Regions from separate parts of the Homo sapiens genome. Here region 2 is linked to region 1. The links are chromatin contacts, found by Hi-C or POLR2A ChIA-PET in ENCODE. All regions are on one chromosome and are shown on one strand. The core of a region is the stretch at or near the end of the contact, and the rest is flanking DNA. Distances in the headings are between cores, read along the strand shown. Region 1 overlaps CASP8AP2 (caspase 8 associated protein 2). Region 2 has its middle 86 kb from the start of MIR4464.

Region 1 (4,816 bases), core at 1,104-3,603:
ATCCCAGCACTTTGGGAGGCTGAGGCAGGCGGATCACGAGGTCAGGAGATCGAGACCATCCATCCTGGCTAACACGGTGAAACCCCATCTCTACTAAAAATACAAAAACAAAATTAGCCGGGTGTGGTGGTGGGCGCCTGTAGTTCCCGCTACTTGGGAGGCTGAGGCGGGAGAATGGCATGAACCTGGGAGGCGGAGGTTGCAGTGAGCTGAGATTGTGCCACTGCACTCCAGCCTGGGCGACAGAGCCAGACTCTGTCTCAAACAAACAAAAACAAACAAACAAAAAAACAATTAGTGGCCAAGTATGGTAGCTCATGCCTAAATCCCAGCACTTTGGGAAGCCTAGGCAGGCGGGCAGATTTGAAGTCAGGAGTTCAAGACCAGTCTGGCTAACACGGTAAAACCCTGTCTCTACTAAAAATAAAAAAAATTAGCCAGGTATGCTGACGCACACCAGTAATCTCAGCTACTTAGGAGGCTCAGGCACAAGAATTGCTTGAGCGTGGGGAAGGCGGAGGTTGAAGTGAGCCGAGATTGTCACACTGCACTCCAGCCTGGGCAACAGAGCAAGACTGTCTCAAAAAAAAAAAAATTAGTGGCTGGGTGCCAGGGCTCAGTGGTTCACACCTGTAATCCCAGCACTTTGTGGGCCCAGCACTTTGTGGGGAGGCCGAGGTGGGTGGATCACTTCAGGCCAGGAGTTCGAGACCAGCCCAGGCAACATGGCGAAATCCCATCTCTACAAAAAATACAAAAATTAGCCAGGCGTGGTGACACACTCCTATAGTCCCAACCATACTTAGGAGGCTGAGGTGGGAGGATTGCTTAAGCACAACCAGGAAGCAGAGATTGCTGTGAGCAAAGATCAAGTCACTGCACTCCAGCCTGAGTGACAGAATGAGACCTTGTCTCAAAACAGACAAACAAACAAATGCTAACATTAATAAACACATTCCTGTAGGTACAAACTCACCAAGTCCAAAACAAGAGATCATCTTTCCATCCATATCTGCTCACCTCCTCATTTCTCTAATTTCTTGGAGTAGCACTAACATTCCCTAACAGACTACTGATTTACTGATGCTACCTCTGAAATATTTCTCCCATTTATTCCCATTCTTGCCATTTCGATTTGTTTCAGGACCCCACTATAGCTACCTAATTATTTCCCCACTCCAAATACATGCTACGCACAACTACTGGGTTAGTTCTACCGCAATCCTGCTCAAAAACTTTCCGTTACTTCCCAATTTCTATAAAGTACAAATTCCTTATCCTGACTGGGTGCAGTGGCTCATGCCTATAATCCCAGCACTTTGGGAGGCCAAGGCAGGTGGATTACGAGGTCAAGAGATCGAGACCATCGTGGCCAACATGGTGAAACCCTACCTCTATTAAAAATACAAAAAAATTAGCTGGGCATGGTGGTGCATGTCTGTAGTCCCAACTGCTGGAGGCTGAGGCAGGAGAATTGCTTGAACCCAGGAAGGGGAGGTTGCAGTGAGCCGAGGTTGTGCCACACAGCTAGACTCCATTAAAAAAAAAAAAAAACTTCCTTATCCTGACATAGACTGACACCTACCATTCTAGCTCCATTATTCACTATCTCAAGGTTTCCAAAATCCCAAGGTTCAATTAAATTAGGCTCACATTGGCGAACACTTCTTGACACGATCTCCCCACATCTGTTCCCCACCACATCTGTCTATAAGTTCACAATCAAGTATGGGTGTGAACACCTACAGAATAGAACATGGGAAGGCAAGATCAGAATGTGAGAATAAAGTTTAGGAAGTCACAGGCCCCGAGGCTGCAGTGAGCCAAGATCGTGCCACTGCACTCCAGCCTAGGTGACAGTGAGACTCTCTCAAAAAAAAAAAAATAAAGGTCAGGGGATGTATTATGTGATTAAGATACTTGGATTCCATCCAGAAGGGAATGGGGGAACCAGTGAAGGTTTTTAAAGTAGGGCAATATAATGATCAAATCTGCATCTTAGATGTTTAACTCTGGCAAGAGTCTGGAAAATATGAGTGGGAAGGGAGATAGAAAAGGCTACCAAAACAAAGCAGAAGACAACGAGGTGTCACTGTAAGTTCTTAGTAGTGGAAATAAAAATAAGAAACAGATCTTGGCTGGGCACGGTGGTTCATGCCTGTAATCCCAACATTCTGGGAGGCTGAGGCAGGAGGACTTCTTATGCCCAGGAGTTCAAGACCAGCCTGGGCAACACAGTGAGACTCCATATCTACAAAAAAAAGAAAAGTTAGCTGGGTGTGGTGGCACATGCTTCCGGAGGCTGCAGTGAGCTGTGATTGCACTGCTGCACTCCAGCCTGGGTCAAAGAGCGAGACTGTCTCAAAACCAAACCAAAAAACCCACAAAACACTAAAAACAGATCTGAGAGGTAGTCAACAAGATTTAATGGAAAGTGTATTCAAATGGACAGTCTTCCCCCATTTCAAATTGTTCTTCAAACCTCAGCATGAGTTGTCTTTTAAAAATGCAAACATGATCGTGTTCCCAACTCTGCTTAAACACTTCAGTGCTTAGGCTGGATGTGGTGGCTCACGCCTGTAATCCTAGCACTTTGGGAGGCTGAGGCAGGCGATCACCTGAGGTGGGTGATCATCTGAGGTCAGGAGATCACCTGAGGTCAGGAGTTCGAGACCAGCCTACGTCATCTCTACTAAAAATACGAAAATTAGCCAGCCGTGGTGGCGCATGCCTATAATTCCAGCTACCTGGAAGGCTGAGGCAGGAGAATTTCTGGAAGCTGGGAGGCGGAGGCTGCAGTTAGCCGAGATCACGCCACTGCACTCCAGTCTGGGGGACAGGAGACTTCGTCTCAAAAGAAAAAAAACAAAAAACAAAAAAAACCCCACCAAAAAGCCCTTCAGTGCTTCCTGCTGATTTCAGGATAAAAAACAAATTTTGAGGCCAGGCGCAGTGGCTCACGCCTGTAATCCCAGCACTTTGGAAAGCCGAGGTGGGCAGATCAACTTTGTTCAGGAGTTCGAGACCAGCCTGGCCAACACGGTGAAACGCCATCTCTACTAAAAATACAAAAATTGGCCAGACATGGTGGCACACACCTGTAATCCCAGCTACTTGGGAGGGTGAGGCAGGAGAATCACTTGAACCTGAAAGGAGGAGGTTGCAGTGAGCCGAGATCATGCCACTGAACTCCAGCCTGGGCAACAAAGAGAGACTCCATCTCAAAAAAAAAAGGAAATATGCACTTTTTTTTTTGAGACAGAGTCTCACTCTGTCACCCAGGCTGGAGGGCAGCGGCACAATCTCTGCTCACTGCAACCTCTGCCCTCCGAGTTCAAGCGATTCTCCTGCCTCAGCCTCCTCAGTAGCTGGGATTACAGGGGCCTGCTGCCGCGCCCAGCTAATTTTTTGTATTTTTAGTAGAGACAGGGTTTCACCATCTTGGCCAGGCTGGTCTTGAACTCCTGACCTTATGATCCACCCGCCTCGGCCTCCCAAAGTGCTGGGATCACAGGCGTGCACTACCGCACCCAGCCCTATATATACACTTTTAATGTGTAACTTTTGTATGCTGAATGGTACTTTTTTTTTTTTTTTGCTTTTGAGGGAATTAATAAGATATAATTAATTGTGTCTTAACTTTTGAAAGAAATTTTTAGATGGAGGCAACTGGGATGTTTGTGATAATAGATAAGAAAGACACCACTGACCTGTAGTTAAATTGGTTTGAATTGCAGATATTCATTATTGAATTTATTCCTGTTTTCTCATACTTTAGAAAAGACACCTGAACAATAAATGAATCCTGGATAGTGTACTGTCCTTCAAACAATGAAGTGATATTAATACTTGCCTGCAGGAGATGCATACTACAGGAGAGAACCCTTAGACTATGTCAGGCCACACTATGAACCTCCCCCCACCTGCCTTTTTTCTCCTTTATGTTTCTGTTACCGTACTAACATTGTGGATTAACGACACTGAAATTCTGCATAATGTGAACAGGATAAACTATTTATAAATCGAAAAAAAAAAAAACAACACAGGGCTTCTGCAGGGAATATTCTTTCCTCAATATTCTACTTTCACTTAGCTCTTCTTTGATATTTTGCTTAAGCCATTTTGAGTCTCCCCTGTCCACCCTCTCTTCCCACTAAGTCAGGCCCTCTGTTATATACTCTTACCCCATTGTGTCCTTTCCCTACATGACCTCTTCTTGAAGTTCATGATTCCATTTTTGTGGGATTCCTGGAGAAATGTCCATCTCACCCAATGGACCACCCAATGGTTCTCCATAAAGATTAGGACCATCCCTGTTCTGTTCCCCAGCTCTCACTGTATCCCCAGCTCTCAGCAGGCCTAGCAGAATGGCAAGTAATAAAAGAATATCTGTTGAATTAAAGAAATACCCAATTTGTTAAAGATGATTCTCATGTTTCTAGCTTTGGAGGACAGTCATGCTTTAACTGCAATGGACAACCAGTGAAGTCATGTTGAGTTATCTGTAGGACATCCAGATAAAGATGTCTAACAGCAGCTGGGGGTGGTGGCTCATGTCTGTAATCCCAGCACTTTGGGAGGCCAAAGCAGGTGGATCACGAGGTCAGGAGTTCAAGACCAGCCTGACCAACATGGTGAAACCCCGTCTCTACTAAAAATACAAAAAAATTAGCTGGGCGTGGTGGTGCGCACCTGTAATCCCACACTCGGGAGGCTGAGGCAGGAGAATCGCTTGAACCTGGGAAGCGGAGGTTGCAGCGAGCCGAGATCGCGCCATTGCACTCCAGCCTGGGCGACAGGGCAAGACTCCATCTCA
Region 2 (4,251 bases), core at 821-3,320, 560 kb before region 1:
CCTCACAAAAGCAGGTCCTCCACGCCACTGCTGCCTTCCCAGACCTCTGCACTCACACTAATGAAGCCATTTCTTTCTTGACTTCACTGTGCTCTTGGCCCAGTGACAGTGATCAGAAATAATCAGGCGCGATCAAGCCCATGCTACCCTGGACAGGGGGTAATATTTCCATCGAGGGCCTCCCTAGTGGCTTTCCCTCTCTGAGCAGCGGGGACATGGAGTGGCTGTCAAAACACCAAGGCAGGCCCAGGAAAGATGCTCATCTCCGGGGAGGAGAAGAGGTGACAGCCAGCGTGTCTTCAGCCAGGAAGGGGGATGATAGCACAGGGCAGTCCGCAGGGGCATGGCGGGCTGAGAAATCTTCCTGTGGCTGTGGAAATCTTGATAAGGTGGCAAGCGTGTTGTGCAGCGGTATCCTGAGGGCTGCCCGTCCTCCCACGCACCCATGGTGGGCAGGCAAGCTGCACGCTGTCATCGCCTAAGTCAGCAGCATTGGGCACACTTAATTACGGGGGAAGCAGAATCCAATTGCACTTTCTGTGCCAGCTCCTGACTTCACTTGCATCGTCATTTATTTTCCCTTTTTCATACCTCAGTGGAATAAATCTGAAAGATGTTTAGAGCTAAATTTTCACCAGCAGGTCTTCAGAAATGAATACAGGGATGAGGAATTTCATTCATTTATCCTTGCATTGGCTAAGCAAACATTTAATGAGTGCCTGTTGTATCCAGGTACTGTGCTTGGTGGTAGAGGGATTCTCAGATTTGTTTTCTAAGGTGAAAGAATTGGGATTTGGAGTCACTGATATTTTCCATGCTCATCACAAGGGAGAGGGGAGCTATAATATGTGGACATCATAATGAGATAAACTGGAAGTAATCAGCCTAGAAGACACTGTCTGGTTCCTGGAAGGTGAAGATTGAGATGCAGGTTCATAGGTGGGAAGCTCTGCCTTAGATCTGGGCTTTTGCGTTATTTCCATTAATGAGGCATAAGGTGGAAAGGTGGTGCCTCGCATCTGGGTCTGACAATCTTCTCAAATGCCCTAGAAGAAAGTCTTCCCTCCTATGGCCATTTCTCTTTCTCTTTTCTTTTGTTTGGAGAGCTTGTCAGAAAGAAGATTATACAGAGAAATACTGTTGATCATTGGGTCTCCTATGTCATGAAGGTAAATGATTGAGGATTTATTTTCCCTGCAGTTAGGAACCCCAAGCCAAGTCTGTAGGAGTCCTTTAAAGGATAGGGATTCAGACCCAAGTTTGTGTTTCTCCTAATGATACAAGATTGTTTTGAAAACTGACTGAAATGGATATTCCCGAACTCTTTGTCCTCCTTGCTAGAAAAGTCTACGTCTTCTTTGGCTGGTAAGACTAGGAAAGCAGCTCTCGTAGAGAGTTTGCAGATCATGAAATAACACAGCTACAGGGCTTTTCCAACTGGAGCCTAGAGGTTCCTGAGGTTCAGGGGCTTCTGGAAACATATACTTCCGACCTCTCTCCTGCTTCGCTTAACCAGAGAAGGTTCATGCTTAATATTCTTATATATATTAGTTTTCCTTTCTTAAGAGATCGCATCTAAAGAAAGGGTTTCTATACTGAGAGCTAGAGAGGAGAGAAAGAAGGAAGGTAGGAAGGCAGGAAGGCAGGAAGGAAAGAAGGAAGGTCCAAATCACATATTTAACAGAGGAGGAGACCAAGGCCCAGGAAGGCACAAGACTTACCAGGCTCATACAGCTTCCCAGAGCTAGCACTGGAGTGCAGGTGGACATCCTGCAGGGAACTTCCTGGATGCCAAGGCCTTTGAGTACTTTCACATATTTTTAGAGGGCATTTAATATGCTGAGTGTTATTTACTTTTAATTTAGCAAGTTCCAAAATGAACTTCTGTTGGGCCTCTACTGCTTTTGCTCTCTTCAATAGATTGTTGAGGGACAAAGCTCTATCTAAATGTCCCTATCTAACTGAAGAGAAAGACAATCCTGTTATGTTGAAGCTTAGAGGCTGTGATGAGCACCGCTTGTCACGCCCTTGTGGTGTCCTTGTTTGGAGAGGGGTGTTTGTAGAAGCAAGAGCATGAGAGAGGCAGTACAGTTTGCACTGATACAAACCCCCCTCCTCCACAATATATTAGAAGAAGAGAACCTCTGTGATGGGAGAGGAGGCAGAAGCTTGGACTAAGCCAACATCTATAATGAGAATGTCTCATTGAAACAAACTCTTTCCTTTTCAACACTACCTTGGTAGTCAACTTTTCCGTTGTTGCCCAGCTTTATCTTCCTGTCAGCATAAAAAATACCATCATAAGGTGAAATGTGTATGATATTCCCATAAATGCATACTGTCAGGAAGTTTCACTGCCATAAACTTGCCCTATCATTCCTCCCATTTCCTCCAGCTCTGTGCTTATATTCTGGTGCCTGGCAACCCTGTGCCTGCTGCAGTCACACACACAGGGGCAGGCAAGAGGTGAGAGCCTTGGGGAATCCCCTGCAAAAGGGCAGATCTGCCAAGGGCCGTTATCAGATGAGGGTGAGGGGTGTGAGGTGACTCAGACACTGTGAAAAGGCATTATTCATCTAGAACCCTACTTTCCTTTATGGTTCAGAAAACGTGCTCTTGAAATGCTATGTCTAAACAAAGTTCTGCAAATCAGGTCCTGTGTTACGTGGGTTGGAGAATCTTGCTACTCAAATGATTTCCTACAAAGCACCCTCTATCTACGAGACTTCATCCATTTGTTTGTTTATTTGTCCACTCAACAAATACATATTTATTCGGGACTTTGAGCAGGGCACTGGCTCAGGCATTGGGAATATGGGGGAAAATAAGATATGTCCCTGGGCTTATGAGCTTCAGATCATTACACAACTACTACAAGAGAGAAATCCAGAGGTTCTCATTGATCTTTTGCAAAATTGGATCTTCAAATGTAATTGCTTACAGCAGATTAGTAACTAAATAGAATTAGGTCCCTGGGTCAGCTTCCTCTCCTTCCTAGGCTCCTGTCAGCTGATTCTTCCAGAGCAGAATCTCCCACCTCTTCCTTCCAAAGTTGTAGTTTTAGTTTTACTTTGATCCAAGTTTTCTGTTGCTGCCTATTTGAAGTACAATGTGATCTGTTGAGCTTGGATCACAAACACATCTGGGAAAATTACTCTTTGAAGAAACAGCAGGAGATAAGAGCACCTAGTTTGAGCGAAAAGATCATTAGCAACGTCTCATTAACAAATATGTCTCTGCCTGTTTAGGGTCAGGTATCTAAAATCAGGTAGACAGAGCAATTAGCAGGAGGGAGGAGGAAAGATCAAACACTGAGGTTGATCCAACTGCTACTGCTGTTGCTGTCTGATCTCTCAGCAGCAGAAACAAACCCCAGGGCTGGATAAGATACCATGCCTGGAGGAGACCAAACAAACACTTGGTGCAAGTTGATTATATCAGATCCCGTCCACCTAGGACAAGAGCTGGGGCAGTAATTTGTCCTTATTAAGATTGATATACGTTCTGGGCCTGGATTTTACCTCCCCTGCCCACCATGCCTGGGCCAGGCCCACCATCTGAGTGCTCTCAGAGCTTCTGACTTGTTCACATCACTCATAACATTGCTTCAGACCCAGGGACCCACTCTATGGCAAGGGAGTGCAACAGTGGCTATACCTGCAGGACCCATTGTACTTTTTATATGCTGCACAAGCTGGAGGCTGCCAGCTTGAGAGTATCCAAAAACCCCCAAAAAGGCCCAGTCATCTTTCCAGATACACAGTATACTTTAGATACTTTGAACAGATGGGAAGAGTGGGTCATTTCATCATTACTTCCACTGACTGAGTTAGGGAATTCATGCTTCCTATTCCTGAAACTTTAGGCACAATCACCAGAGGCAATCGGAGCCTGACAAAAACATGGCCACCAGAAGTTCAGATCCTCAGAGGTAAATTTCAGGGTTATTCCACCAGGCAAGCAACCTAGACCAGAAAGCTGCCTTCTGCAAAGATGAATATTAGCCATGGCCTCAGGGCAACATCAAGGATGGCAGCTTGTGCCACCAGCCCACAAGCACCCCTCCTGTAAAGTTTTCCTTTTAAGAAACTGAGAGGAAAACTAAGTGAGAGTGGGGTGAGCCACCATCACCTTCTTGCAGAATCAGGGATGGGTCAGCGTGAATCTAACAGGGCACATGAGTGCATTTAGGCAGTGGAAGGAGTAGACTGCAGCAGAGGCTATCAGTGCCTTGTCCATATGCCCTCAGCG

The links. A loop is a pair of places that touch in the nucleus more often than their neighbours do. ChIA-PET counts read pairs that join two places held with the same protein, here RNA polymerase II (POLR2A). Pooled maps may share reads with other maps.
Region 2: a loop to region 1 is called in a pooled map, with 3 times the contacts of the local background. The contact joins two enhancer-like sites. A Hi-C loop is called at or near these places in 4 of 168 maps with a recorded cell type or tissue (B cell, CD4-positive, alpha-beta T cell, PC-9 and 1 more) and 10 of 50 pooled maps. POLR2A ChIA-PET finds 5 or more read pairs at or near these places in 4 of 52 experiments (BJ, T-cell, activated CD4-positive, alpha-beta memory T cell and 1 more).

Annotation. Positions count from the first base shown.
Region 1 is chr6:89,832,853-89,837,668 of GRCh38, reverse strand. The region is part of intron 1 of CASP8AP2 (caspase 8 associated protein 2); the gene reads right to left. Among named protein-coding and RNA genes, the nearest start is that of CASP8AP2, 5.4 kb to the right of the region's middle. Within about 2 kb of position 2,353, at least 6 of the 41 ENCODE cell types and tissues checked have a DNase peak (open chromatin) inside an H3K27ac peak, as active enhancers do; they include CD4-positive, alpha-beta T cell, where a contact is called at or near this core.
Region 2 is chr6:90,396,335-90,400,585 of GRCh38, reverse strand. No RefSeq gene overlaps it. Among named protein-coding and RNA genes, the nearest start is that of MIR4464, 86 kb to the right of the region's middle. Within about 2 kb of position 2,070, at least 4 of the 41 ENCODE cell types and tissues checked have a DNase peak (open chromatin) inside an H3K27ac peak, as active enhancers do; they include CD4-positive, alpha-beta T cell, where a contact is called at or near this core.